Regions from separate parts of the Homo sapiens genome. Here region 2 is linked to region 1. A link is a loop called in an ENCODE intact Hi-C map of the cell type or tissue named here. Cell type or tissue: heart right ventricle. All regions are shown on one strand. Links, peaks and the distances in the headings refer to the core of each region. The heading gives the core; the rest is flanking DNA. Region 1 overlaps AP1M1 (adaptor related protein complex 1 subunit mu 1). Region 2 overlaps C19orf44 (chromosome 19 open reading frame 44).

Region 1 (15,355 bases), core at 2,702-10,701:
TAAAAGACTTGAGCATCCTCAGATTTTGGTATCCAAGGGGAGTCCTGGAAGCAATCCCTTGAGGATATGGAGGGACGACTCTGTGTGTGTGTGTGTGTGTGTGTGTGTGTGTATGTGTGTGTGTGTGTGTGTGTGTGTGTGATGTGCGTGTGTGGTTAGCACAAGACAATAAGAAGGCCCAACATGCCAGCAAGTATCTAACACAAACCAAAAAATGAGAACTGGGGAGCAGCCACATGCAAAGAGATCGTGGCCAGAATTTTCCAAAATTAATGAAAATCTTGAAGTGTTTTTTGTTTTTCATTTTGACGGAGTTTCGCGTTTGTTGCCCAGGCTGGAGTGCAATGGCGAAATCTCGGCTCATTACAACCTCTGCCTCCCAGGTTCAAGCAATTCTCATATCTCAGCCTCCCAAGCAGCTGGGATTACAGGTGCACACCACCACGCCCGGCTAATTTTTGTATTTTTTGTAGAGATGGGGTTTCACTATGTTGGTCAAGATGGTCTCGAACTCCTGACCTCAGGTGATCTGCCTGCTTCGGCCTCCCAAAGTGCTGGGATTACAGGCATGAGCCACTGCGCCCAGCCTGAAAATCTTGAAATTTTAAGATCCAGGAAACCGTTGAGTCCAAAGCATGATACACAAACCTAAATTCGTAACTAAAATAATCATAGTCGAACCACAGAACATATCAGACTCAGGGAAGATCCTAACAGCAACACTAAGAGATTAAAATGTCTCTCCAAAGAGCAATTGGACAGAGAACTGGTTTCACAACTGGAACAACAAAAGTCCGAAGATAGAGCATGGCTTCAAATTACTGAGAGAAGTGCAGTCTAGAATTCTGAGCCCACCTCATCTGTAAAAGGTAGGACAAGCCGGGCATGGTGGCTCCCGCCTGTAATCCCAGCACTCTGGGAGGCCGAGGCGGGCAGAGGTCAGGAGTTTGAGACCAGCCGGACCAACAAGGAGAAACCCCATCTCTACTAGAAATACAAAATTAGCCAGGTGTGGTGGCGGGCACCTGTGTTCCCAGCTACTTGGGAGACTGAGGCAGACAGAATTGCTTGAACCAGGGAGACAGAGGTTGCAGTGAGCCGAGATCGCGCCACTGTACTCCAGCTTGGGCAAAGTGAGATTCTGTCTCAAAAAAAAAAAAAGACAAGATAAAAACAATTTATCAATAACAGATTCCCCGAAAAAAGGAACTTGTGTACATAAGGAAAGGAAGAAAGATGTGAGAAGGAATGCCGGAAAACCTTAGAAACCATTGGATCTGTCTAAACTGTCATTGACTGTGTAAAGCAATAATAACAGTGACTAACGTATAGAGTAGCGACAAAAGGCGCAACTGAAGTACTAGACAACATCCTGGTGTTCATGCCTTTCAAGGTCACTATGCTATTTGGGAGGAGATTCGGCTAAAGTCCACGAGGGCCACGTATTTATATATAATTTCTAGACCAGTGGTTGGAAAAGGGTTGAAAGAAAACTTTTAACAGATTAATAGGAAGAAGGAAAAGAGAAGGAGGCGTAGAAAAATCAGGAGGCACTGGGCGCGGTGGCTCACGCCTGTAATCCCAGCACTTTGGGAGGCTGAGGCAGGCGGATCACCTGAGGTTGGGAGTTCGAGATCAGCCTGACTAACATGAGAAACCCCGTCTCTACTAAAAATATAAAATTAGCCGGGTGTGGTGGTGCATGCCTATAATCCCAGCTACTCGGGAGGGTGAGGCAGGAGAATCGCTTGAACCTGGGAGGCAGAGGTTGTGGTGAGCTGAGATCGCGCCATTGCACTCCAGCCTGGGCAATGAGCGAAACTCCATCTCAAAAAAAAAAAGAAAGAAAAAGAAAAAGAACAATCAGGAGGCCAGGTTCAGTGGCTCATGCCTGTAATCCCAGTGCTTTGGGAGGCTGAGGCTGAGACAGGTGAATTGCTTGAGCCTAGGAGTTTGAGACCAGCCTGGGCAACATGGAGAAACTCTGTCTCTACAAAAATTAGCCAGGCATGGTGGCGCACACCTGTAGTCCAAACTACTCAGGAGGCTGAGTTGGGAGGATCACCTGAGTTCAGGAAGCTGAGGCTGCAGTGAGCTGTGATTGCACCACTGCACTCCAGGTTGGGTGACAGAGTGACACCCTGCCTCAAAAAAAAAAAATAAAATAAAGGAAAAATCAGGATAAATGCAGGGATGTTCTAAACTTTTTAAAATAATAAATAATAGTACTTAAAACTGCACTGGGACTTTTGGGACACCCCTAGCATCTCTGGCTGCAGAAAGCATAAAATAAGATTGTAGAAATAAATCCAGATATTAGGAACCACAACAGGTGTAAATGAAGCAAAGCTGCTAGTTGAAGATGTTGTCGGATTGAACTGAAATACAAAATCCTGTGATATCCTGTTTATACGCGATACATCTAAAATGTAAGTACACAACACAATTGAAAGTAAAAAAACATTAAAAGATGTGACACTTAAAATATAAGCACACAACACAGTTAAAAGTAAAAAGACATTAAAAGATGCCAAAAGAAATCTCATATGGTTATATTAATTCCAGACAGAATAGATGTATTTATTTATTTATTCATTCATTTAATTTTTTGAGATGGAGTCTCGCTCTGTCGCCCAGGCTGGAGTGCAGTGGCGCGATCTTTGCTTACTGCAACCTCCGCCTCCCGGGTTCAAGTGATTCTCCTGCCTCAGTCTCCTCAGTAGCTGGGATTACAGGCATGCACCACCATGCTTGGCTAAATTTTTTTATTTTTGTATTTTTTTTATTTTTAGTAGAGACAGGGTTTTGCCATGTTGGCCAGGCTGGTCTTGAACCCTGACCTCAGGTGATCCACCCCCACTGGCCTCCCAAAGTGCTAGTGGCAGGTGTGAGCCACCACACACGGCCAGAATAGACTTTAAAGCAAGAAAGCAAAAGAAAAAATGTATTAGATCCCCGAGAAGTTTCCACACAACTCCAAGAATTATTATTAGAGTTCCCACTCTCTGAGGAATTTTCAAGAGAAATTAGTTAGAATTCAACAAGAAATAAATTACTTTAAAATATTTCCAAATATGAGAGGTTTTTTTTGTTTTTGTTTTTGTTTTTGTTTTTGTTTTTGTTTTGAGAAAGGGTCTCTGTTGCCCAGGCTGGAGTGCAGTCAGTGGCACGATGTCAGCTCACTGCAACCTTGGCCTCCTAGGCTGAAATAGTCCTCCCATCTCAGTCTCACAAGTAGCTGGGATTACAGGTGAGCACCACCAAGCTCAGCTATTTTTTTTTTTTTTTTGTATTTTTAGTAGAGATGGAGTTTTGCCATGTTGCCCAGGCTGGTCTTGCACTTGGGCTCAAGTGATCCACCTGCCTCAGCCTCCACAGTGCTGGAATTACAGGTGTGAGTCACCATGCCCAGCCAATATGAGAGATTTTAAAGCACATTTTTCAATCACCATGTGTCAAAGAAGAAAATATAATGGAAGTTAGAAAATATTAGAGAATGGCCAGGTGCAGTGGCTCATGTCTATAATCCCAGCACTTTAGGAGGCTGAAGCAGGTGAATCACTTGAGCTCAGGAGTTCGAGACCAGCCTGGCCAACATGGCGAAAATCCATCTCTACTAAAAATACAAAAATTAACCAGGTGTAGTGGCACACGCCTGTAAATCCCAGCTACTCAGGAGGCTGAGGCCCAAGAATGGCTTGAACCCTGGAGGCAGAGGTTGCAGTGAGCTGAGATTGTGCCACTGCACTCCAGCCTGGGCAACGAAACGAGAGTCTGTCTCCAAATAAATAATTAGAGAATATTTTTCAATCTGGATGCAGGTGACATGGGTGTGCTCTCGAGAATCCATCAAGCATTGATGATTTGCACACTCTTTTGTGTATATGTTACACTTCAGCAAAAACATTCACAAAGGGGAAAAAGGCAAAAGATACTTAAAGCAGCCAGAGGTAAAGACACATCACCTTCAGACATGACAACCAGACAGACAGACAGCTGGCTTTTCAAAGGAACCCAGAAAACAGTTGGGTGACATTTTCAACATGCTAAAAGAAAACCACTAACCCAAATCAGAGACCCAGCAAAAGTATTTCAAGAATGAGGTTACAGTAAAAACATTTTGCAGACAAATAACGAAAGAGTTTGCCAGCAGCAGGCTAACACTAAAGAAAATTGTAAACAGTGTACTCACATCAGGCACAAGGAAAGTGATCTCAGACGGAAGGGCATGATGCAAGAAGAAATAAAAGCAAAGAAGTAGAAAATACATGAGAAAATCTAGACAAAGATTGCATAAACAGTTTCTGGAGTTTTTTTAAGTGATAGAATTATACAACAGGAAAAAAAGTCTGCAGGGAGTAAACTGAGTTAAAATGTTCCAAGTTAATGACTGTCTGGGAGGAGAATAAATAACATGGATACACTTTGGGAGGCCGAGGCGGGCGGATCACGAGGTCAGGAGATCGAGACCATCCTGGCTAACACGGTGAAACCCCGTCTCTACTAAAAATACAAAAAATTAGCCGGGCGCGGTGGCGGGCGCCTGTAGTCCCAGCTACTCCGGAGGCTGAGGCAGGAGAATGGCGTGAACCCGGGAAGCGGAGCTTGCAGTGAGCCGAGATTGCGCCACTGCAGTCCGCAGTCCGGCCTGGGCGACAGAGCGAGACTCCGTCTCAAAATAAATAAATAAATAAATAAATAACATGGATAAAATTTGTTGTTTGTTGTTGTTGTTGTTGTTGTTGTTGTTGTTGAGACGGAGTTTCGCTCTTGTTGCCCAGGCTGGAGTGCAATGGCGCGGTCTTTGCTCACTGCAACCTCTGCATCCCGGGTTCAAGCTATTCTCCTGCCTCAGCCTCCTGAGTAGCTGGGATTACACGATGCGCCACCAGGCCTGCCTAACTTTGTATTTTTGGTAGAGGCGGGGTTTCTCCATGTTGGTCAGGCTGGTCTCAAACTCCCGACCTCAGGTGATCCGCCCGCCTCGGCCTCCCAAAGTGCTGGGATTACAGGCATGAGCCACTGCGCCCAGCCAAATCTGCATTTTGATAAGTATGCATTTTACTATCTAAGGGAGCTAAAACATTTTTATTATTTTAGCACTGTAACTTTGCTTTTCTTCTTTGTTTTGTTTTTTTGAGACAGAGTCTCACTCTGTCGCCCAGGCTGGAGTGCAGTGGCGTGATCTCAGCTCACTGCAACCTCCACCTCCTGGGTTCAAGCAATTCTCCTGCCTCAGCCTCCTGAGTAGCCAGGATTACAGGTGCACGCCACCACACCCAGCTAATTTATGTAATTTTATAGAGTTGTGGTTTCACCATATTGGCCAAGCTGGTCTAGAACTCCTGGCCTCAAGTGATCCACCTGCCTCGGCCTCCCAAAGTGCGGGGAGACCAGAATTCCACCCAGAATGACCTCTCTGTTCCTAGGAGTGTGACAGCATTTGGGGGGGAAAATAGCGTAGAGTTGGAATTTTTAAAATTCAGTTTGACAAAATGACTTTTAGCTGGAGCATTAAGTCCCTTTACATTTAATGTAATAACTGATATTACATTTAAGTATAAATTTAAATCTACCGTCTTACTTTGTTTTCTATTTTTGTCCTTTCTATGTTCTCTTTTATGTCCTCTCTGGATTTATTACAGATTGTTTGTGGCTTTTAAAAAAAGTCATTGCTTGAATGATGAGAGCTTATATTTAAAAAGGCAGGGGGCTAAAATAAATAAATAATTTAAAAAATAAAAATAAAGTCATTGTTTTCCTTTGAATGTTTGAGAGTTACAATTCTAGGCTGGGCGAGGTGGCTCAAGCCTGTAATCCCAGCGCTTTGGGAGGCCAGCCCAGGTGGATCACCTGAAGTCAGCATCGTGAAACCCCATCTCTACTAAAAATACAAAAATTAGCCGGGCACAGCGGCATGTGCCTGTAATCCCAGCTACTCGGGAGGCTGAGGCAGGAGAATCACTCGAACCTGGGAGGCGGAGGTTTCAGTGAACCAAGATCTCACCATTTCACTCTAGCCTGGGCAACAAGAGCAAAACTCCATCTCAAAAAGAAAGAAATATATATGAGTAGATATTAAATGTGTACACATATATACATATATAAAGGCTAAAATAATGATCTAAGCCTCCATCTCAAGAAGTTAGAAAAAGAACAACAAAATAAATGTAAGAGCACAGAAAGAAGGAAATAATAGGGAGTAGATACAAAGAAAATGGAAAAGAAACACTCAATAAAGAAAATCAACAAAGTGAGTTTATTTAAAAAAAAATGAATGAAATTGAAAAACCGCTAGGGAAATTGATCAACATGAAAAGAAAGCACACATAGCTGTTACTGGAATTGGGTTGGGGGAGACATTACTATAGATTTAAAGACATTAAAACGATTAGAACAGGACACATGTCTAGGGTTGTGTGAGGTATTCACTTCCCAAGGGTAGAGAGCTTCTGCTCACCAAGCTGTGATCCCTGGCCTAGAGTTCCAGCCACATAGCGAGAAAGGGGTTTCTTTTTCTAATTCACAAAACACGATACAGGCTAGTGGACCCCCAAATAAAAGAATATTTAGAATAAAACCCTATCAAAAAAAAAAAACAATAGCTAGAACAGTATGAACAATGCTAGGGGCTGGGTGTAGGTGGCTCACGCCGGTAATCCCAACACTTTGGGAGGCTGAGGCAGCTGGATCACCTGAGGTCAGGAGTTTGAGACCAGCGTGGCCAACATGATGAAACCCCGTCTCTACTAAAAATACAAAAAATTAGTTGGGCATGGTGGCAGGCACGTGTAATCCCAGCTACTCGGGAGGCTAAGGCAGGAGAATCGCTTGAACCTGGGAGGCGGAGGTTGCAGTGAGCCGAGATCACGCCACTGCACTCCAGCCTGGGCAACAGAGTGACTCTGTCTCAAAAAAAAAAAACTACACTTGATCTTAGCCAAAAGGCCAAGACACGATAAAATAATAATAATAATAAATGATGCTAAGGAAAAGAGTGACTTGCTGAAGGACGTTGTCCCCATTATGTGTGCAAAGTTTAAAATTACATGAAACAAAATGATGTATTATTTATGGCCAAATAATAAAAGATAGAGCCATCATCAGCATGTCTGTGATGGCCTAAGACCATCTTTTAATAAAGATTGTAATTCAGGTCATTCCCCTCCCCTGCTCAAAATCCTCCCATGGCTCTCCAGTGCCCTCAGAGTAAAGTCCCCGCTCCCTTGTCCTCCGGGTCCAGCTGGTCCTCCTCTGGCTTCCACTCTCGCCTTTCCTCCCTCTTCACCTGCCACTCGCGCCTCTTTGCCCCAAGCTTGTTCTCACCTCAGAACCTTTGCAGTTGCCAGTGCCTTCTGTCTGGTGCACCCTTGCCTCCGCTGCCTCCTTGAAATTCATTGCTCAACTCAAGTGTCCCCTCCCCTCCAGCCACTCCAGCTTGTCGAAACATGCAGCTGTGATTTGTTCCACTTTTGCTGGCACACCCCTGGTCTGCCTAGAAGTTCCACAAGGACACCCCCGCCCCATCTGATTTGTCACTGCTGTGTCTCTAGGGTCCAGAGCAGTACTGCTCTGGGACTGGGATCTGGGGATGCAAGGCTCTGCCAGCCGTGACCACCAGGGGGCATCCACGGGTCAGAAACCACGGCTTGGAGACCCACCCGGCCAGGCCACAGAGAGAGGTGTGCGGGACAGGCCTGGGAAGAGGGAGACTCCAGCCCTCTCTGAACACAGCGACCCCAACACCACTGCTATCCTTCCTGAGGGTCCTCCCTGCAGCCTGATGGTGAAGATGAGGAAACTGAGGCTCAGAAAGGCCACAGGGGACGGGCGCGGTGGCTCATGCCTGTAATCCCAGCACTTTATCACTTGAGGTCAGGAGTTCAAGACCAGCCTGGCCAACATGGTGAAACCCTGTCTTTACTAAAAATGTCAAAAAAAAAAAAAAAAAAAAAGCTGGGCATGGTGGTGGGTGCCTGTAATCCCAGCTACTCAGGAAGCTGAGACAGGAGAATCGCTTGAACCCAGGAGGCAGAGGTTACAGTGAGCCGAGACCATGCCACTGCACTCCAGCCTGGGCAACAGAGTGAGACTCTATCTCAAAAAAAAAAAGCCACAGAAATGTCAAACACTCCTTCCCCCTCCTCACAGGACATTGACAGGGAAGCTACAGATGGAGGGTGGGTGGGGACGCTGGGGTCCCTGGCCTGGCTGGGAGGACCAAGTCAGGGCAGCCAGGCTCAGACTGACCCTGCTGTCCATGAGGAGCCTCAGCTCACACAGGCAGCCCAATCCCTGCCTGGGTTCAGCAGCTCCCATTGCACACATGGGGAAACTGAGGCTCAGAGACAGGCTGGAGCTGGACTCTGTACACCAGAACCCGGCAGGTCCTGCCACACCATTGCTGCCCAACGAATCCTCCCCAGCTGCCATCTGTGCTGGGGCTTGGGGACTCAGTGTGGACGACAGCAGGCGGGTGCCCCTCACCCACTTCCCACCAGTTCCCTATTCAATAGATGGAGAACTGAGTCTGAGCCCACCCAGCTTCATCCAGGGGCTACAAACTCAGACTACCCCCCACAAGAGGAAACGCCCAGTGGCCTGCCCCTGGAGTGGGTAGGGAAGCCCCGTGTTCAAAGCTGTGCCCCACAAACCTGGCTCCCCGTGCTGTGTGACCTTGAACAGGCTCCTTGCCCTCTCTGGGCCTGTTTCTCTGTCCACTGGGGGCCTCTTCATGCCATTTTGTTAGAAGAGTCTCTAAAAGAAGAAAAAGATCACTTGTCAACCAATTAAGAACTGCTCAGATGCTCTTTCTAAGCACTGAGGTTCTTTTACATGACACAAAGACCCTGATATGGCCAGTGCGCTGTTGTTTATTGAAATTGAGGTGAAATTCACATAACACATGGTTAACCATTTTATTTTATTTTATTTTTTATTTGAGACAGGGTCTCACTGTGTCACCCAGGCTGGAGTGCAGTGGTGCGATCACAGCTCACTGCAGCCTCGGCCTCCTGGGCTCAAGCGATCCTCCCACCTCTGAGTAGCTGGGACAACAGGCGCATGCCACCATGCCTGGCTAATTTTTGTAGTTTTGGGTAGAGACAGGGTGTCACTAGGTTGCCAGGGCTGGTCTTGAACTCTTGGGTTCAAGCGATCCTCCCGCCTCGGCCTCCCAAAGTGCTGGGCTTACAGGTGTGAGCCACCGTGCCCGGCTACAGTTAACCATTTGAAAGTGAACAATTCAGTGGCATTTAGGACATTTGCAATGTCGTGCAACCTCTGTCTGATTCCAGAACATTTCCATCACCCCAAAAGGAAACCCCGTCCCCATCAGCAATCACTCCTCATTCCTCTTCCCCAGCCCCAGGTAACACCAATCTACCTTATGTCTCTATGGATTTGCCTGTTCTAGGCATTTCATATCAATGGAATCTCACACTACGTGGCCTTTTGTGTCTGGCTTCTCTCACTCAGCATTGTGGGGATTTATTTGTTTGTTTGTTTGTTTTTTGAGACGGAGTCTCGCTCTGTCGCCCAGGCTGGAGAGCAGTGGCACGATCTCAGCTCACTGCAACCTCTGCCTCCCGGGTTCAAGCGATTCTCCTGCCTCAGCCTCCCAGGTAGCTGGGATTACAGGCTCCCGCCACCACACCCGACTAATTTTTCGTATATTTAGTAGAGAAGGGGTTTCACCACATTGGCCAGGCTGGTCTTGAACTCCTGACCTCAACTGATCCGCCCGCCTCAGCCTCCCAAACTGCTGGGATTACAGGTGTGAGCCACCATGCCCGGCCAACATCAGGTTTTTGAGGTTCACCCTTGTCACGGCATGGATCAGCGCTGCATTCCTTTTTACGGGTGCATAATATCCCACTGCATGGATAACTCACATTCTGTGTATCAGTTCATCTGCCAACAAAAATGAAGGCTGTTACCACCTTTCAGACATCATGAGCCATGTTATGAACTTTCACACACAAGTGTCTGTTTAAACACCTGCTTTCAATTATTCCCGGTATATACCCAGGAATAGACTCCCTGGATCATATGGTAATGTTAGGCTTAACTTTCTGAGGAATTTCACAATTTCACCGTGTGTGTGTGAGTATGTGTGTGTGTGTGTGTGTATGTGTGTGTGTGTGTGTGTGTGTGTGTGTGTGTTTTATAAGGCCCCTGGCCAAACTGGGAATATAGTGCCTAGAAATTTCTGGCAAGTTCTTTTCTCTGAGCGCTTTCCTCTGCATCAACCCGTCCCTCCCACCAGAGCCTGCTCGACCCTGGCTGACCATAGTCCCCTTCCAAAGCGACCCCAGCCCGCCCAGCCTCAGGGCAGTATCTGCACCTGTGTTATGTCCCCATCATCCATGCTTTGAATGCTACTGATATTTTGTATACTTAAAGTGCTACCCAGGCTGGGCGCGGTGGCTCACACCTGTAATCCCAGCTCTTTAGGAGCCGAGGCAGGCCGATCACCTGAGGTCAGGAGTTCAAGACCAGCTGGGCCAACATAGTGAAACCCTATCTCTATTAAAAATACAAAAAATTGGTCGGACATAGTGGCTCAAACCTGTAATCCCAGAACTTTGGGTGGCCAAGGCGCATGGATCACCTGAGATCAGGAGCTCGAGATCAGCTTGGCCAACATGGTGAAACCCCGTCTCTACTAAAAATACAAAAATTAGTCAGACGTGGTGGTGAGTGCCTGTAATCCCAGCTACTCAGGAGGCTGAGGCAGGAGAATTGCTCAAACCTGGGAGGCAGAGGTTGCAGTGAGCCAAGATCACGCCACTGCACTCCAGCTTGGGCGATAGAGGGAGACTCAGTCTTAAAAAAAAAAAATTAGCCAGGTGTGGGGGTGCGTGCCTGTAATCCCAGCTACTCAGGAGGCTGAGGCAAGAGAATCACTTGAACCTGGGAGGCAGAGGTTGCAGTGAGCCGAGATCAGACCACTGCACTCCAGCCTGGGTGACAGAGCGAGACTCCATCTCAAAAAAATAAAAATAATAAATAAAATAATAAATAAATATATAAATAATAAAGTGCTGCCCAAATTGTTTTGTTTTAGAGATTATAAAAACAGAAAAAGGGGGTGGGCACAGTGGCTCATGCCTGTAATCCCAGAACTTTGGGAGGCCGAGGCGGGCGGATCACGAGGTCAGGTGATCAAGACCATCCTGGCTAACAGTGCGAAACCTCGTCTCTACTAAAAATACAAAAAATTAGCTGGGCATGGTGGTGGGCGCCTGTAGTCCCAGCTACTCGGGAGGCTGAGGCAGGAGAATGGCGTGAACCCAGGAGGCGGAGCTTGCAGTGAGCCAAGATTGCGCCACTGCACTCCAGCCTGGGCGACAGAGCAAGACTCCGTCTAAAAAAAAAAAAAAGAAAAAGAGAGATGACCCATGACCCATCTCTCTTCTTGGAGCTCCTGTGGGCTCAGGCTGGAGAAAGTTAGTGGGTGTGTCCTTCTGATTAGAGGACCCCTCACCACCCAGACTCTTCTGGCAATCTCCAGCTTATTTTACAAAGCCCAGCTCTGATGACCCCTCCTTCAGGCAGCCCTCCTGGATCTCCCAGGAAGGTCCTGGCTCTGGCTTATCCCTGACTATTCAGAGCTGGGCTGTGTCGTGAAAGGCCTCAGTGCTCTCTTCCTTTGCTTTGCCTTTTTTTTTTTTTTTTTTTTTTTTTGAGCTGGAGTCTTGCTCTGTCGCCCAGGCTGGAGTGCAGTGGAGCGATCTTGGCTCACTGCAACCTCCGCCTCCCAGGTTCAAGCGATTCTTCTGCCTCAGCCTCCTGAGTAGCTGGGACTACAGGCGTGCACCACCACGCCCAGGTATTTTTATTTATTTATTTGTATTTTTAGTAGAGATGGGGTTTCTCCATGTTGGTCAGGCTGGTCTCGAACTCCTGACCTCAAGTGATCCGCCCGCCTCAGCCTCCCAAAGTGCTGGGATTACAGGCGTTAGCCATCATGCCTGACCAGTTCTCTTTCTTTGGTGCTCACCCTTTTGTCCAACACCCCAGAGACGCTTCTGAGACCCATGGTGCTTGCTGAAAGCATCTGGGCACCTTCTCAGTGCTCAGCCCTTGTCCAGGCCCACAGGCAGCTCTCTGCCCAGTCTGAGTGTCCCCTGAACTCTCCAGCCCCACTCCTGACCCTCATTCATTCATTCGTTTGAGTATTTATGGAGCACCTGCTGTGTATGTACAGAGACTCAACTGACACAGACAGACAAAACCCCAGTCCCGGGGAGTCATGGGATGGGAGACAGATGACCTTGACTGTCACCACATGGCACATGGGTTGTCGGGCGGGCAGGCGCAGGAGGGGAGGCGAGGACACAGCAGGATGGAGACCCCAAGTCCCTGGAGACGGGGCCCTGTACTGGGGGCTGGGGCTGTGAGGAGGGCACGGGGGAGCCACAGCGGGTTCTGGGCGTCAAGGCCACCTCTGGCCGCCGATGGGAGAGGGAGGAACCCGGGCAGGAGGGAGGTCAGGGCGCCAGGGCGGGAGCAGGGAGCGATGGTGGGGCCCCACTGGAGAGCGGGTGGGGAGGGAATTGTGGGATTTGGGTGCAGCCAGAGAGAGTGGAAGAGGCTGAGGCCAGCAGGGTTGTGGGGGTGGGGAGGTCATGGGGTGAGGGTGGCGTGGAGGGGCCCCCACACCCTTTGGGCAGCATACACATCTGACCAAAGATTCAGTTCCTCAAAAATGCCACATTGGCGCGTGTGTGCACATGGGCAGAGCATGCACACGGACACGCACGACACACACAGGCACACACACCTGCACACAGAGACACACGATATACAGAGAGGTATACAGACAACACACACAACACAGACACACACACACAACACATGGATGCACACACACACAGACACACAACACACAGAGACAGAGACACAGAGACACCACACACCACACACATACAACACAGAGACACACACATAACATATGCACATCAAACACAACTACGCTCAACATAGAGACAGACACACACAGAGACATGCAACACACAGAGACACACACAGAGACACACATACAACACACACAGACACATACGCAGAGACACACAACACACAGACACACAGAAACTGACAACAGACACACATACAACACACACGTACAACACAGAGACAAACGCATAACACAGATGCACACATACAACACTCACACACATCAAATACAACTACACACAACACAGAGAGACATACAGCATACAGACACACATATAACACACACAACACATGTGCAACACAGATATAACACATAGATGCACACCAAGCACACACAACACACACAGACACACAAAACAAAACTACACACACAACACACAGACACACAACATGCACAGAGACACAAGCATACAACAGCCACAGAGACACACAGACACCATGCATACAACACAGACATACACATACATCGCTTGAACCCGGAAGGCGGAGGTTGCAGTGAGCCAAGATCGTGCCACTGCACTCCAGCCTGGGTGACAGAGCGAGACACCGTCTCAAAAAAAAAAAGCCCATTTTGCAGAAGAAAACTGAGGTCAGAGAGCAGAGGCAATGTCCCCAAGCTCTGAATAGTCAGGAGTGAGCTGGAGCCAGGACCTTCACGTGGCAGGGACACAGGGCAAGGACTGGCACGTGCCAGCTCCCAAGACAGCAGGCTGGGAGCCTCCCTGCAGCCCAGAACATTCCCATCCCCACGGCAGTTCCTGCAGGGCCCCTCCCCCGCCCCGCCTGCCCTGACGCTGAGCTGAGCACATTTCCCATCCCACCCCTGGCTCTGTTCCATTCCAAGAGAAACAGGTTGCACCTGCACAGTTCCCAGAAGGCCCTGGGCAGCAGGAGGCCAGCCACGTGAGTGGGTGTGTGTGGAGACGTGCAGTCACATTGCAGCCCCCACCATGCCACTGCGCAGGAGGAGCAGGGCCACGGGTAACAGAGCCACTAAGAGGGGCGTGTGGGGCACTGAGCACTCAAGCACTGGAGCCAGCCAGACCTGAGTACCACCCAGGCTCAGCCACTTGCCAGCCTTTACCTCAAAGGAGGGAGGAGGGTTTTTTTTTTTTTTTTTTTTTTGAGAGTCTCACTCTGTCACCCAGGCTGGAGTGCAGTGGTGTGATCTCGGCTCACTGCAACCTCTACCTCCTGAGTTCAAGCAATTCTGTCTCAGCCTCCCTAGTAGCTGGGATTATAGGCATGTGCTACCACACCTGGCTAATTTTTGTATTTTTAGTAGAGACAGGGTTTCACCATGTTGGCCAGGCTGGTCTCGAACCCCTAACCTCAAGTGATCTGCCCGCCTCGGCCTCCCGAAGTGCTGGGATTACAGGCATGAGCCACTGCGCCTGGCCTTCTTCTTTTTTTTTTTTTTTTTTTTTTTTTGAGATGGAGTCTTGCTCTGTCACCCAGGCTGGAGTGCAATGGCACAATCTCAGCTCACTGAAACCTCTGCCTCCCGGGTTCAAGCGATTCTCCTACCTCACAGGAGGGTTCTATGAGGGGGCTTGGGAGATGTGTGCAGGAGGGGCCCCAGCAGGCCGGGAGAGCTACATAATATAACATAAAGTTCACCATTTTTAAAGTGAACAATTTGGTGGCATTCAGTACATTGACAATGTCATCCAACCATGACCTCCACTTCCAAAGGAGACCTCATCCCCATCAGTAGCCATTCCCCATTCCCCTCCCCCAACCCCTGGCAGCCACTCCTCTGCTTCCTGTCCCTATGGATTTGCCTGTTCTGGGCATTTTATATCAGTGGAATCCTACACCGTGTGTCCTTTTGTGTCTGGCTTCTCTCACTCAGCACCGTGTTTTTGGGGGCTCATCACGCTGTAGCATGGGGCAGTGCTTCCTTCCTTTTCATGGCTGCATTGTATTCCATTGTGTGGATGAAACATGTTGTGTTGACCTGTTCACTTGTTAATGGGCACTTGAGTTGCTTCCACTTTGGGGCTATTGTGAATAGCGCTGCTGTGAGTGCATGTGTCTGTGTATGTGTGTGTCTGTCTGTGTGTCTATGTGAGTGTGTGTGTCTGTGTGTCTATGTTGTGTGTCTGTGTGAGTGTGTCTGTGTGTCTGTGTATGTGTGTGTGTCTGTGAATGTGTGTGTCTGTGTGGGTCCATGTGTCTGTGTGTGTACGTGTGTCTGTGTGTGTGTGTACGTGTGTCTGTGAGTGTGTGTGTCTGTGTGTGTGTGTATGTGTGTACAAGGATTTGTTTGGTTCTTCCAACACACTTTTTGTGTTCTATGACCAGGAGATCCAAGTAACTCAGGCCCTTGGAGGGAGGTTCTGATTTACTGAAAAAAAAAAAAAATTCCACATTATACTCATGACTTGAAAAA
Region 2 (15,355 bases), core at 6,186-14,185, 260 kb after region 1:
CCTGTCCATAGCCCCCCTCTTTCCCAGGGTAGCGGTTCTTCTTTTTTTTTTGAGACAGAGTCTCGCTCTGTCGTCCAGGCTGGAGTGCAGTGGTGTGATCTCGGCTCACTGCAACCTCCACCTCCCGGGTTCAAGCGATTCTCCTGCCTCAGCTTCCTAAGTAGCTGGGACTACAGGTGGTGCCACCAGGCCCGGCTAATTTTTGTATTTTTAGTAGAGACGGGGTTTCACCATGTTGATCAGACTGGTCTTGAACTTATGACCTCGTGATCCACCCACCACGGCCTACCAAAGTGCTGGGATTATAGGCATGAGCCACCACGCCTGGCGCTTGACTAATTTTTGTATTTTTAGTAGAGATGGGGCTTTGCCATGTTGGCCAGGCTGGTCTCGAACCCCTGGGCTCAGGTGATCTGCTTGCCTTGGCCTCCTAAACTGCTGGCATTATAGGTGTGAGCCACTGAGCCCAGCCATTGGTAATGGTTCTTACACTAAGTGAAATCTGATTTTCTGGGGGCTTGTTAAATACAGGGATACCTCGATTTTCACACGTCACCTTATTGCTCTTTCAGGTAATTTGTCTTTTCTTTTTTCTTTTTCTTTTTTTTTTTTTTTAGACAGGGTTTCACTCTGTAGCCCAGGCTAGAGTGCAGTGGCAGGCATGGTGGTGTGCACCTGTAGTCCCAGCTACACAGGAGGCTGAGGCAGGAGGATCACTTGAGCCTGAGAGGTTGTGCACCACCACGTCCAGCTAATTTTTGTATTTTTAGTAGAGACGGGGTTTCACCATGTTTGCCAGGATGGTCTCAATCTCTTGACATCGTGATCCACCTGCCTCGGCCTCCCAAAGTGCTGGGATTACAGGTGTGAGCCACTGCACCCAGCCTGGTCATTTTCATTGTCATCCTTGGGCTTGAAGGGAAGACTGTGGCTGGGTTGCAAAAGACAGTGTGAGCTTTTGCCAAGTAGGAGCCATTGAATGCTCAATACAAACAGCAGGTACTCTTATGCAAAATTGCTCCTCTTCCTCCACAGAATGGCTTCTGCAAGGAAAGCCAGCCGTCCCATGCGTGATGTTTTTGGTGACTTCAGTGATGTTTCCTTGGAAGATTCAACAATGGAAGAAATCAGAAACTTCCAGATCAGTAGAAATCTTACCAAAATAGCACCTGGTCATAGCAGATTTCTAAAAAGAAACCAAACTCTAGATGAGAAACACTTACTCCTGAAAGAGAACCCTGTGCTCGGGAGTGGACCCAGGCTTGCCTCATGTAGACCGCCCACCACTGCCTCCAGGATCCGAGCCAATGCCGCACTCATGAAGCTGGCCCAGCTGGAAACCCGGATCATGAATCGGAAGCTGCAGAGGAATTTGTCTGACACGGAATCTGACTCAATGACCGCCGATGCTGGTCTTCCAAAGAGAGCTGACAGAATCCTCTCTGGGGGTGCACTCGAACTCGCGTCCCAGAACACAGACAAAACTTCCCAGAATCAAGCCCGTGAACTTCCTGTCACCGAAAATAATGCACAGAACGCGAAGGTCAGTAGGTTTCTAAAGAAGAAACAAGCACCTGTTGAAAACATATCCCCTGAAGCACCTGCTGGGAAAGAGAGGACTTTGCAAACCCCCAAACAGAAAGAACCTGCTAGAACATTTGATTCTCCAGACAGTGACGAAGAAGAAATGAAAGTATTGCTAGGAAGCTTGATGGACTCTTCTAGAGAAAAAAACACGAATCAAGGCTTCAGCAGCGCTAACGTCAGCGAGGAAGAAGAAAGAAAACTATTTTCGGTGAGATTTTTTTTTTTTGGTAAATTTATTTTAATTTATTTAATTTAATTTTTTTTTTGAGATGGAGTTTTGCTCTTGTTGCCCAGGCTGGAGTGCAATGGCACGATCTCTGCTCACCGCAACCTCCACTCCTAGATTCAAGTGATTCTCCTGCCTCAGCCTCCCGAGTAGCTGGAATTACAGGCATGCACCACCACGCCCAGCTAATTTTATGTGTTTAGTAGAGATGGGGTTTCTCCATGTTGGTCAGGCTGGTGTTGAACTTCCGATCTCAGGTGATCTGCCCGCCTCAGCCTCCCAAAGTGCTGGGATTACAGGCATGAGCCACCATGCCCGGCCGGTGACTGGCTACTTTTTTGTATTTTTTTTTTTTTTGAGACCAAGTTTCGTTCTTGTTGCCCAGGCTAGAGTGCAGTGGCGTGATCTCAGCTCACCGCAACCTCCACCTCCCAGGTTCAAGTGATTCTCCTGCCTCAGCCTTCCTGAGTATCTGGGATTACAAGCATGCACCACCATGCCCGGCTGATTTTGTATTTTTAGTAGAGACAGGGTTTCTCCATGTTGATCAGGCTGGTCTCCAACTCCTGACCTCAGGTGATTTGCCTACCTCAGCCTCCCAAAGTGCTGGGATTACAGGTGTGAGCCAGTGTGCGTGGCCTATTTGTGGAATATTTTCTTTCTTTCCTTTTTTTTTTTTTTTTTTTTGAGATGGAGTCTCATTCTGTCACCAGGCTGGAGTGCAGTGGCCTGATCTCGGCTCACTGCAACTTCTGCCTCCTGGGTTCAAGCAATTCTTTTGCCTCAGCCTCCCGAGTAGCTGGGATTACAGGAGCATACCACCACGCCCAGCTAATTTTTGTATTTTTAGTAGAGATGGGGTTTCATCCTGTTGGCCGTGATGGTCTCGATCGCTTGACCTCATGATCTGCCCGCCTCGGCCTCCCAAAGTGCCGGGATTTACAGGCGTGAGCCACCACGCCCAGCCTTGTGGAATTATTTTCTACTCCCAACATTATCTTACCTAAATATTGTACTGTGACTTTCAGAAATGAAGAGAGAAAGGGGATGCAGTAAGAGAAAAATGTGATACCTGTGGTCTTGGTCTCATGCTCCCCGCTAATTGCACTGTCTGTTTAACCATAAGAACTTTTAGGTATCAGCCAGGTATGGTGGCTCACACCTGTAATCCCAGGGTTTTGGAAAGCTTAGGTGGGTAGATTGCTTCAGCTGTGGTCAAGGCCAGTCTGGGCAACATGGCAAAACCCATTCCTACAAAAAAAAAAAAAAAATTAGCCAGGTGTGGTGGCACATACTTGTAGTCCTAGCTGCTTGGGAGGCTGAGGTGAGAGGATTGCTTGAGCCCAGGATGTCGAGGCTACAGTGAGCTATTGAGCCACTGCCCTCCAGCCTAGGCAACAGAGTGAGACCCTTTCTCAAAAAAAAAAAACAAAAAACAAAAAAACAAAAAACCTTAGTTGTCATAAGTTTGTTAATTTCAAGTGTTTTATATCAGGTCCCATCTCAACTGAGAGCATTTACTGTACCCAGCGTGGAACTCTCCAGCGCAAAGCCTTCTCAGACATCACACCTGCCAACCTCCCTGGCAGCAGACAGAACCCTTCACAGCACTCGCTCAAGAGCAGACTACCCACAGAGTCACGTTTCCAGTGACACCGCCTCCCACACGCCGTCAGTTTCCATCACAGGCGCCTTTTCAAACTCAGTGTCTTTAAAGATGGGGCATGTCAAGCTTGTGTCCTCCCCGGGAAGGAGTGAGGCTGAGACTGTGGACGAGCCAGTCTCAGAAGGTGCTGATGACAGCCTCGACGGTAATCCCAGTCCCGGTGCAAAGCCAGTACCTTGGGCAGGAAGGGTGGGGCCACCTTTAGAGTCCCTGACGCAGTGGTCATGGGGCATTGCCACAGGCAGGGAGTTTTGAGTCGCATCTCACACTCAGCTTTCTAACTTTCTTGTCTGGTTGAGGGGCCAAGTCCGATTTTTGTGCTATCTTTATTTATTTATTTAATTCTGAGACAGGGTCTTGCTCTGTCGCTCAGGCTGGAGTGTAGTGGGCATGATCAGGGTTCACTACAGCCTCAACCTCCCAGGCTCAAGCAATCCGCCTGCCTCAGCCTCCTGACCAGCTGGGACCACAAGCGTGTGCCACCACACCGGGCTAATTTTTGTACTCTTTGTGGAGACCAGGTTTCACCATGTTGTCCAGGCTGATCTTGAGTTCCTGGCCTTAGGTGATCTGCCTGCCTTGGCCTCCCAAAGTGCTGGGATTACAAGTGTGAGCCACTACACCTGGCTTACCAACTCATCTCTTGAGTCAATTTAAACCTGTTGGAAGCTGTTGGAGGCTAGGCCTGGTGGCTCACGCCTGCAATCCCAGTGCTTTGGAAAGCCTAGGCAGGAGGAGTTTGAGACCAGCCTGGCAACATGGTGAAACCCTGTTTTTACAAAAAATACAAAAATTAACTGGGTGTGGTTGTGCGCACCTGTAGTCCCAGCTGCTGGGGAGGCTGAGGCAGGAGGATCGTTTGAGCCTGAGAATTGGAGCCTGCCTGGGAATTGGAGGCTGCGGTGAGCTATGAACACACCACTGCACTCCAGCCTGGGTGACAGAGCAAGACTCCATCTCTAAAAAAAAATTTTTTTAAACCCAAAAACCTGTTGGGGCACCAGAATCTCCACAGAGAACCCCACACTCCTGGGTCCCGGCACACACTTGGTTCAGGCACTGGCCTCCACCCTAAGGTTCTGTGGTGCCTTTGACTTGCTGTACTATTTTTTTGTTTTTTAGAACTCTTTTTTTCAGAACTCACAGTCTATTAACTTGCTGTAAATGACAACATAGGATGCTTTGGGGCCATGTCTCAGGTCTGCCCCTGCTCCACAGTCTTCCCACTCTTTCCCCCCAGCTGGCTGGCTGCCCTGCCACCTCCCACCCCTTACACCACACACGTACTTCTCAGCAACTTCCAACAGTACACTCTGATCAGCTGCTAATCTGTCTAGACCAGGGGCTAGCAGGCCTGTCTTCTGTCTGTTTTTTTTTTTGTTTGTTTGTTTTTTTGAGATGTTGCCCAGGCTGGGGTGCAGTGGCGTGATCTCAGCTCACTGTAATCTCTGCCTCCCAGGTTCAAGTGATGCTCCTGTCTCAGCTTCCCAAGTAGCTGGGACTATAGGCGCACGCCACCATGCCTGGCTAATTTTTTGTATTTTTAGTGGAGACGGGACGGGGTTTCACCATGTTGGTGAGGCTGGTCTTTTTTTTTTTTTGAGATGACATCTCGCTCTGTCACCCAGGCTGGAGTGCAATGGCGTGATCTCGGCTCACTGTAACCTCCGCCTCCTGGGTTCAAGCGATTCTCCTGCCTCAGCCTCCCAAGTAGCTGGGACTACAGGTGCCCACCACCACGCCCAGCTAATTTTTATACTTTTAATAGAGACAGGGTTTCACCATGTTGGCCAGGATGGTCTCGATCTCTTGACCTTGTGATCCGCCTGCCTCCGCCTCCCAAAGTGCTAGGATTACAGGCGTGAGCCACCGTACCTGGTGGTCAGGCTGGTCTTGAACTCCTGACCTTGTGATCTGTTCTCCTCAGCCTCCCAAAGTGCTGGGATTACAGGCATGAGCCACTGTGCCCGGCCCTGTCTTCTGTCTGTTTTTTTTTTGACAGAGTTTTGCCCTTGTTGCCCAGGCTGGAGTGCAATGGCGTGATCTTGGCTCACTGCAACTTCCGCCTCCGAGATTCAAGCAATTCTTCTGCCTCAGCCTCTCGAGTAGCTGGGATTACAGGCTCTTGCCACCACGCCCAGCTAATTTTTCTATTTTTAGTAGAGACGGGATTTCAACATGTTGGCCAGGCTGGTCTTCGACTCCTGACCTGAGGTGATCCACCTGCCTCGGCCTCCCAAAGTGCTGGGATTACAGGCATGAGCCACTGCACCAAGCCTGTCTTCTGTCTTTATAAAGCTTTCTCAGAAGGCAGCCACGCTCCTTCCTTTACACATTGTCTATGGCTGCTTTCACACTATGACATTGGAGCTGAGTCAGTCTGTCCCCAAAAGCTGGAAATTTCCCAGCTAGCCTTTTATTTTTTATCATTATTATTATCATTATTTGTTATGATAATTATTTTTGAGACGGAGCCTTGCTCTGTCACCCGGGCTGGAGTGCAGTGGCATGATCTTGGCTCACTGCAACCTCCAACTCCGGGTTCAAGCGATTTTCCTGCCTCAGCCTCCTGAGTGGCTGGGACTACAGGCACGTGCCATCACACTTGGCTAATTTTTGTATTTTTAATAGAGATCGGGTTTCACCATGTTGACCAGGCTGGTGTTGAACTCCTGGCCTCAGTTGATCTGCCCATCTCGGCCTCCCAAAGTGCTGGGATTACAGGCGTGAGCCACCATGCCCGATGATTATTATTATTTTTTAGAGACAGGGTCTCTCTATGCTCCAGGCTGGAGTGCAGTGGTGTGATCATAGTTCACTGCAGCTTTGAACTGGTCTCAAGAGATTCTCCGGCCTCAGCCTCCTGAGTAGCTGGGACTACAGGCACCCGCCACCACGCCTGGCTAATTTTTTGTATTTTTAGTAGAGACAGGGTTTCATTGTGTTAGCCAGGATGGTCTCGATCTCCTGACCTTGTGATCTGCCCGCCTCGGCCTCCCAAAGTGTTGGGATTACAGGCGTGAGTCACCGCGCCTGGCCATGTCTTCATATCTTTCTAAACATTTGTGGGAGATTAGGCTGGCTGCGGTGGCTCACACCTGTAAACCCAGCACTTTGGGAGGCCGAGGCAGGTGAATCACTTGAGGCCAGGAATTCAAGACCAGCCTGGCCAAATGGTGAAATCTTGTCTGTACTAAAAATAGAAAAATTAGCCGGGCGAGGTGTCAGGCACCTGTAATCCCAGCTACTCAGGAGGCTGAGGTGAGAGAATCACTTGAACTTGGGAGGCAGAAGTTGTGGTGAGCCAAGATCGTGCCACTGCACTCCAGCCTGGGTGACAGAGTGAGACTCTATCTCAAAAAAAAAAAGAAAAGAAAAGAAAAAAGAAATTTGGAAGGTTTGTAAAAATTTATGGAGTAAATAAGAGAGTAAATGTAAACGCTTATACTCATTTTTTAATTACAGAGTTTAGAATAAATATTTTATCGCTTGACGGTCTGGCTCCAGCTGTCAGTGAGAACTCCGATTTGGAACAGGAAGTAAGTACAACAAAGTCATTTTTCATGGTCGATTGTTTTTGGCTTCAACATTTTTTTTTTTAAATTTTTAAAAAATTTAAAAATTGAGGCAGGGTCTCACTATGTTGCCCAGGCCGTCCTCAAACTGGGCTCAAGCAATCCTCCCGATTCAGCCTCCCAAAGTGCTGGGATTACAGGTGTGAGCGACCATGCCTGGCCCAATGTCGATTCTTATGTGGAAAAGCAAGTAATGTTTCATTTAGGCCTATAGTTTTCAAATCTGCCCCCCAGGGGACATTGGCAATGTCTGGTGACATTTTGGCTGTCATGACTAGGGGGTGGGTGACAGATGCCACTGGCATTGTGAGTGGGTGGAGGCCAGGAACACTGCTCCATATTGTGTAATGCACCGGGTGGCCCCCAGCTGCCAAGAATGTTGTGGCCTCTGATGTCAAGAGTGCAGTAGGTGAGAGACCCTGATTTAGGTGCTAACAGGATGAAGCTACCTTGGTTAGCTGGTGATTAAAGCACATCCCACGTAAAGCCGCCCATGACAACATCTGCACGGAGGCAACACTTCACCAGCCGTATCCAGTCACACTCCCTGTTGTGATTTTTGTCCTGGTGGCCACCGGCACTGTCAGATACACGTGTTGGTTATACACAGTGATGACATTTTATTTTTATTTTAAAATATTTATTGTTTTTATTTTATTATTATTATTATTTTTTATTTTAAACTTTTTTTTTTTTTTTGAGAGAAGTCTTGTTCTTATCCCCCAGGTTTGAGTGCAATGGCTCGATCTCGGCTCACTGCAACCTCCACCTCCCGGGTTCAAACGATTCTCCTGCCTCTGCCTCCCAAGTAGCTGGGATTAAGTCCCCTGCCACCATGCCCAGCTAATTTTTGTATATTTTAGTAGAGACGGGGTTTCACCATGTTGGCCAGGCTGGTTTCGAACTCCTGACTGCAAGTGATCCACCTGCCTTGGCCCCCCAAAGTGCTGGGATTACAGGCATGAGCCACTGCGCCTGGCCTATTATTATTATTATTATTATTATTATTTTGAGACAGAGTCTCGCTCTGCTGCCCAGGCTGGAGTGCAGTGGTGTGATCTCAGCTCACTGCAAGCTCCGCCTCCTGGGTTCACACCATTCTCCTGCCTCAGCCTCCCGAGCAGCTGGGACTATAGGCGCCCACCACCAGGCCCGGATAATTTTTTTTGTATTTTTAGTAGAGATGGGGTTTCACCGTGTTAGCCAGGATAGTCTCGATCTCCTGACCTCGTGATCCGCCCGCCTCGGCCTCCCAGAGTGCTGGGATTACAGGCGTGAGCCACCACGCCCGGCCTTAATTATTATTTTTTTGAGACACAGTCTCGCTCTGTCGCCCAGGCTGGGACTACAGTGGCACAATCTCAGCTCACTGCAACCTCCACCTCCTGGTTTCAAGCAATTCTTGTGCCTCAGCCTCCTGAGTAGCTGGGATTACAGGCACCCGCCACCCTACCCCACTAATTTTTGTATTTTTAGTAGAGATAGTTTCACCATGTTGGCCAGGCTGGTCTCCAACTCCTGACCTCAGGTGATTCACCCACCTTGGCCTCTCAAAGTGCTGGGATTACAGGCATGCGCCACCATGCCTGGCCCAATTTATTTATTTTTGAGACAGGTCTCACTCAGGCTGGAATGCAGTTGGGGGATCATGGCTCACTTCATCCTCGATGTCCTAGGCTCAAGCAATCCTGCCCAGCCTCCTGAGTAGCTGAGACTACAAGCGTGCACCCATGCCTGGCTAATTTTTTATTTTTTTGTAGAGATATGGACCGGCTGGGTTGTCCAGGCTGGTCTTGAACTCCCAGCTTCAAGCAATCCTCCTGCCTCGGCCTTTCAAAGTGCCGAGATTACAGGTGTGAGCCATTGCCCCCAGGCATGATGAAACTTAATTTTTAAAATATTTTTTTTCTTACAGAGGTAGGGTCTTGCTATGTCTCCCAGGCAGGTCTTGAACTCCTGAGCTCAAAGGATCCTGCCGCCTCAGCCACCTAACATTTCATCAGTCCATGATGAAATGTTTTTTTTTTGAGACAGAGTTTTGCTCTTGTTGCCCAGGCCGGAGTGCAATGGTGTGATCTCAGCTCACCATAACCTCTGCCTCCTGGGTTCAAGTGATTCTCCTGCCTTAGCCTGCTGAGTAGCTGGGATTACAGATACGTGCCACCATGTCTGGCTAATTTTGTATTTTTGGTAGAGACGGGGTTTCTCCATGTTGGTCAGGCTGGTTTCAAACTCCCAACCTCAGGTGATCTGCCCGCCTTGGCCTCCCAAAGTGCTGGGATTATAGGCATGAGCCACTGTGCCCGGCTGAAAATTTTTTAATTTTTTTTTTCTTATAGAGGTAGGGTCTTGCTGTGTTGCCCAGGCAGGTCTTGAACTCCTGAGCTCAAAGGATCCTACCGCCTCAACCACCTAAAGTCCTTAAGTCCATGATGAAATGTTAAATGCCATCCACGTGCCACCTAAGCATGCGTCACACCATCAGGATTCCTGCAGCCCCGTGGACATGCCGTACTGAAGACGCCACAGTTCTGTTTAGAATACTCCGTGCCCACATCTAATGAGGACCTGGTGTGTCCCCTTGTCTGCGGGAGTGCTGCAGGTCCCCAGCTCCTAGGAGTGCAGTGTTCCTAGCATGTTGATATTTCCAAAACACTTCCCAGCCACCTCTGCCATTCTTCATTTTAGGAGGAAAGTGCTCAGAGACAAAAAACAGCTGGCAAAATCTTCAGAGCCGAGGCGTCCACTGGGCAGGATGCCCCGAGGCAGGCCCAGGCGAGGAGCTGGGCATCACAGGGAAAGGCCGCCTCTGCAGAGGGGGATGAGAGCGAGGTCTCGGAGCATCTCAGTGCCAGCTCGGCTTCTGCCATCCAGCAGGACAGCACTTCCAGCATGCAGCCACCATCTGAAGCCCCCATGGTGAACACAGTCAGCTCAGCTTATTCGGAGGATTTTGAAAACTCTCCAAGTCTGACAGCATCTGAGCCAACCGCCCATTCCAAGGAGTCTCTTGACAGAACACTGGACGCTTTGTCTGAATCCTCTTCAAGTGTGAAGACAGACCTTCCACAAACAGCCGAGTCTAGGAAAAAGTCGGGCAGGCACGTGACAAGAGTGCTTGTGAAGGACACAGCTGTGCAGACGCCAGATCCTGCCTTCACCTACGAGTGGACCAAGGGTAAGCCTTGGGGCCCGTGGGGGCCGGGGCAGCCGGGACAGGAGCTCAGCGTGTGGTTTACAGCATCCTGGGAGACACGTGGGAGAGCTCAGGTTCCTGAGATTTGGGCTCTTGTTATTAATCACCTGGAGGGGTTGGCCAAGCAAGGTGGCTCACGCCTGTAATCCCAGCACTTTGGGAGGCCGAGGCGGGAGGATCACTTGAGGTCAGGAGTTCAAGACCAGTCTGGCCAACACAGGGAACCCTCATCTCTACTAAAAATACAAAAATTAGCTGGCTGTGGTGGTGTGTTCCTGTAATCCCAGCTACTCAGGAAGCTGAGGCTTGAGAAGAACCCGGGAGGTGGAGGTTGCAGTGAGCTGAGATGATGCCCCTGCACTCCAGCCTGGGTGACAGAATGAGACTCTGTCTCAAAAAAAATAAAAGTCACCTAGGGACCTTGGCTCACCATTTCCTCTTCCATGGACGAGGGACAGCCGCCCTCGTGTGTCCCGATGTCTTCCTAGCCCTGAAGCATTCAGAAGGATCAGAACCAAGGACTAGGGTAGCACCTCCCACAGGATGATTCACGGGGGGACTCCAGCAAGGTCTGGAGACATTATTAGTTGTCACAACTCAGGGTGGGGAATGCTATCGGCATCTGCTGGGTGGAGGCCAGGGGTGCTATTCCACACCCCGCAGTGCACAGGATGCCTTTGTCCTGGAGAATGAACACCCTGGGTGACTTTCCAGATATTTCTCTCTCTCTCTCTCACTCTGTTTTTAGAGATGGGGTCTTGCTATGTTGCCCAAGCTGGAGTACAGTGACCCAATCATAGCTCACTGCAGCCTCAACCTCCCTAGGCTCAGGTGATCCTCCTACCTCAGCCTCCTGAGTAGTAGGATTACAAGCATGCGCCCCCATGCCTGGCTAATTTTTATATTTTTTGTAGAGACAGGGTCTTGCCATATTGCCCAGCCTGGTCTCAAACTCGTGGGCTCAAGCAATCTGTCAGCCTTAGCCTCCCAAAGTGTTGGGATTACAGGCGTGAGCCACTGCACCCGGCCCTGTATCTTTTTTTTTTTTGAGATGGAGTCTCACTCTCTTGCCCAGGCTGGAGTGTAGTGGTGCGATCTTGGCTTACTGCAACCTCCACCTCCTGGGTTCAAGCGATTCTCCTGCCTCAGCCTCCTGAATAGCTGGGATTACAGGTATGTGCCACCACGCCCAGATAATTTTTGTATTTTTAGTAGAGATGGGGTTTCACCATGCTGGCCAGGCTGGTCTCAAATTCCTGACCTCGTGATCTGCCTGCCTCGGCCTCTCAAAGTGCTGGGATTATAGGTGTGAGCCACCGCACCTGGCCCCCTGTATAATTTTAAAATGTTCTTTGTAGAGACAGGGTCTCCCTATGTTCCCCAGCCTGGTCTTGAACTCCTGGGCTCAAGTGATCCTTCCACCTGCTCATGTTGGCCCCCCAAGGTGCTGGGACTACAGGCATGAGCCACCATGCCTGGCCTTCGGGCATTTCTCTCATTCCCAGCTTCAGTCTCGGCTCTTGCTGGTGGAAAGGCCCCATTCTTTTAAACATTCCCATGTTATTATTTTATTTTATATAATTTTATTTTATGAGATGGGGTCTCGCTCTGTTGCCCAGGCTGGAGTGCGGTGGCACAATCTCGGCCCACTGCCTCCTCCACCTCCTGGGTTTCAGCGATTCTCCCACCTCAGCCTCCCCAATAGCTGGGACTAGAGGCGCCTGGCTAATAAACATTCCCTTTTAATATCTCTTTTCTCATCCATATGGCTCTTGACAAGGTAGACTGGATGTGAAAAATGATGTAGTTCCCAGCCTGGCCAATATGGTGAAACCCCGTCTCTACTAAAAATACAAAAATTAGCCTGGTGTGGTGGCACGCATCTGTAGTCCTAGCTACTCGGGAGGCCGAGGCACAAGAATCGCTTGAAACCAGAAGGTGGAGGTTGCAGTGAGCTGAGATCGTGCCATAGCACCCCAGCCTGGGCGACAGAGTGAGACTCTGTCTCAAAAAAAAAAAAAAAAAAAAAAAAAGGCAATGTAATTCTCACTGGATCTATTTGTTTTGATTTGGGGGCTTAACCTAACATCAGCCTGACGGGCCCCCCAGGAGAGGGTGAGTGGTGTCTGTTTCTCAGGAGGGAAAGTCAATCACATGGACTGAGTCAAATCACCTTGGAGGTGTTAAATGGTATTTTCAACCTGGGATCTGGGCTCAGAATTGTTTGTGTCTCTCTGCACTTCTGTCCATATTTTTGGCAATTTAGGGATGCTTTCATGAAACACTGGCGAGGCTGTTTTCCTAGACTAGGACTGACAGGGAAAGGAGAAAGAAAAAACAGCAGCCATAAACACGCTGGCCTCAGAGCCCAGAGAACACGCAACATCCTGAGGTCAACAGTGACCCTTAGAAGAAGGGCTGGGAAAGCACATCCTCCACTGCTCTCGACTGCAGCCACCGTGAGCCGGAGCCACCGCTGCACCCAGCTAGGATACCCGTGCCTTGAGCCAAGAAAACCTAGCAGAAAAATGGAGGCAGCCTTGGGAAATACTTGAAAGGGGAAGAGGGTAAAAAAAAGTAAAGAAGGGCCGGGTGCGGTGGCTTACACCTCAGCACTTTCAGAGGCTGAGGCAGGAGGATTGCTTGAGCCTAGGAGTTCAAGACCAGCCTGGGCAACATAGGGAGACCCTGTCTCTACAAAAAATTTTAAAAATTAGCCAGGCGTGGTGGCGCACCTGTAGTCCCAGCTACTTGGGAGACAGATGGGAGGATTACGTGAGCCCAGGAGGCTGTAGTGAGCTGTGATCATGCCGTGCACTCCAGACTGGGCAATAGAGCAAGACCCTGTCTCAAACCAAAAAAAAAAAAAAAAAATGCAAGAGTGGCGATCACCTTCAGAAAGAGGGAAGAACAAGGTCACGTAGTTTATTCCAGGGTCGTATCTGTGGACCCGAAAGTCATTTCTCTGCGTCCTGCCTGCTTACCCCTCTCTTTGTCCCCGAGATAGTGGCCAGCATGGCAGCCATGGGGCCTGCCCTGGGAGGCGCCTACGTGGACCCGACACCCATCGCCAATCATGTTATCAGTGCAGATGCAATAGAAGGTAACAGCCCGGCTCGGGGGATCCTTCCTGTCACATTTTACAGGACTCATTTCACCTGCAGATTCACACCCACTCTGGAGGTGTGGCACCCCTTGCATGCTGGCTTCCAGGGGTCCATTGGGCAGGGATTATTGCAGCCACAGGCACCTGCCATGAGGAGAGAAAAGGTGTGGATGCCCTTGAACCTTCTGTCTCTTGCAAAGAGACACCAATGTCACACAAAACAAGAGGGTGAAGAGTGATGCTTCTGTGCCCTGCACCCCAACAAGGCCACTTTTTTTGTTTGTTCGTTTTGAGACAGTCTCGCTCTGTTGCCCGGGCTGGAGTGCAGTGGCGCGATCTCCACTCACTGGGACCTCTGCCTCCTGGGTTCAAGCGATTCTCCTGCCTCAGCCTCCCGAGTAGCTGGGATTACAGGCACCTGCCACCACGCCCGGCTAATTTTTGTATTTTTAGTACAGACAGGGTTTCTCCATGTTGGCCAGGCTGGTCTCGAACTCCTGACCTCAAATGATCTGCCCACCTCGGTCTCCCAAAGTTCTGGGATCACAGGCCTGAGCCGCCCTGCCTGGCACAAGACCACTTTTGTTTTGTATGTTCCCCTTGGTGGCATTACATCAATAAGCCATAGTTTATTTCCCCTGAAGACATGTATTTGACTGATGCTGAGTTGCACAGCCTGGGTAGACATTCCCTTGCCTCCTGGGCTGAGTCTGTGTGGCCCTCACAAAGGCTCCAGTCCAGCCTGAGGCATGAGGGAGGGGCCCCAGCAGCCATCTTAGAGAGTTTAGTCTTTGTCGAGTCCAGTGGAGCCAATAAAGGCTTGTGATACACGTAGGGGTCCATCTGGTACCTACTATTTTTTTCCCTTTTCAATTTTTTAATTTTTTTTTTTTGAGACGGAGTCTTGCCCTGTCACCCAGGCTGGAGTGCAGTGGTGTGATCTTGGCTCACTGCAACATCTGCCTCCCAGGTTCAAGCGATTCTCCTGCCTCAGCCTCCCAAGTAGCTGGGACTACAGGTGTCTGCCACTACACCTGGCTAATTTTTTTTTTTGTTTTTTTAGTAGAGATGGGGTTTCACTATGTTGGCCAGGCTGGTCTCAAACTCCTGATCTCGAACTCCTGATCTTGTGATCCGCCTGCCTCAGCCTTCCAAAGTGCTAGGATTACAGGTGTGAGCCACTGTTGCTTAAACCCAGGAGTTCGAGGCTGCAGTGCGCTGTGATGGCACCGCTGTACTCCAGCCTGGGTGGCAGAGCGAGACCCTGTCTCCAGAAAAAAAAAAAAAGATTTCAGAGAGCAGCCTGGCACCTGAGCGGTGGGGGGGGGGCTGCAGAATTTGTGGGGCCCCAGCGAAGCCACCGAGTAACGCGGAGCTGGGTCAGCCCTGACCGCTTACAGCCCGGCCGTGCTGGCACTCCATGATGTGCTGAAGCAGCAGCTGAGCCTGACGCAGCAGTTCATCCAGGCCAGCCGGCACCTGCACGCCTCCCTCCTGCGCTCCCTGGACGCGGACTCCTTCCACTACCACACCCTGGAGGAAGCCAAAGAGGTGAGCGCAGCTCCCCATGGGCAGGGGCAGGGCAGTAGGGGAGCGGCAGCTCCCAGAGGCCGGGCCGAAGGGATATGGGCCGGGGCCTGGGCTCCAGCGCTCAGCCCAGGGCTGCAGGGATGCAGTGGGGCCATCACCTGTCCCTGTGGAGGGAGCCTCATTTCCTGCCACCCTGTGGCAAAAGCTGGTACAGGGTGGGGTGCTGAGCTCCTGCACCTTGCAGCCAGCCCCGCCTGGGCTGTGTGACCTCAGACTAAAGGGACCTACTGTTCGTGGCACTGTTTTCTCCCATGGGAGGGGTCCTGTCCCTTTCCCTGAGCCTCCTGAGACATCCCCGAGATGGGGCCAGAGGCGGCCCAGCTGTTCTCCTCAGCAATCACCCTCACCTCTTTTTTTACCCTCTAAGAATTTTTATCTGATTACCAGCCAGGTGCCGTGGCTCACACCT

Evidence for each region. Hi-C counts contacts between places; a loop is a spot of excess contacts. Peaks named below come from ENCODE experiments on the same cell type or tissue, not always from the same donor. Only the 100,000 strongest peaks of a DNase experiment are listed, where the experiment ranks them.
Region 2: a loop joins it to region 1, with 4 times the contacts of the local background. A loop is called at or near these places in 1 of 110 quality-filtered maps.

Annotation. Positions count from the first base shown.
Region 1 is chr19:16,240,162-16,255,516 of GRCh38, forward strand. It overlaps AP1M1 (adaptor related protein complex 1 subunit mu 1), which reads left to right. Exons shown (of 12, transcript NM_032493.4): 12 at 1-5,745. Among named protein-coding and RNA genes, the nearest start is that of AP1M1, 50 kb to the left of the region's middle. RefSeq lists enhancers at 11,911-12,412, 12,413-12,912. In heart right ventricle, for the core only: CTCF peaks have their summits at 7,617 (motif pointing right) and 7,826; a DNase peak (open chromatin) is centred at 7,620; H3K27ac peaks cover 1,619 bases.
Region 2 is chr19:16,499,757-16,515,111 of GRCh38, forward strand. C19orf44 (chromosome 19 open reading frame 44) reads left to right here. Exons shown (of 9, transcript NM_032207.4): 2 at 1,036-1,795; 3 at 3,309-3,624; 4 at 6,945-7,018; 5 at 9,743-10,232; 6 at 13,258-13,353; 7 at 14,741-14,907. The coding sequence starts at 1,037. Among named protein-coding and RNA genes, the nearest start is that of C19orf44, 11 kb to the left of the region's middle. In heart right ventricle, for the core only: no CTCF peak of the experiment used is centred there; DNase peaks (open chromatin) are centred at 9,593 and 10,085; H3K27ac peaks cover 2,330 bases.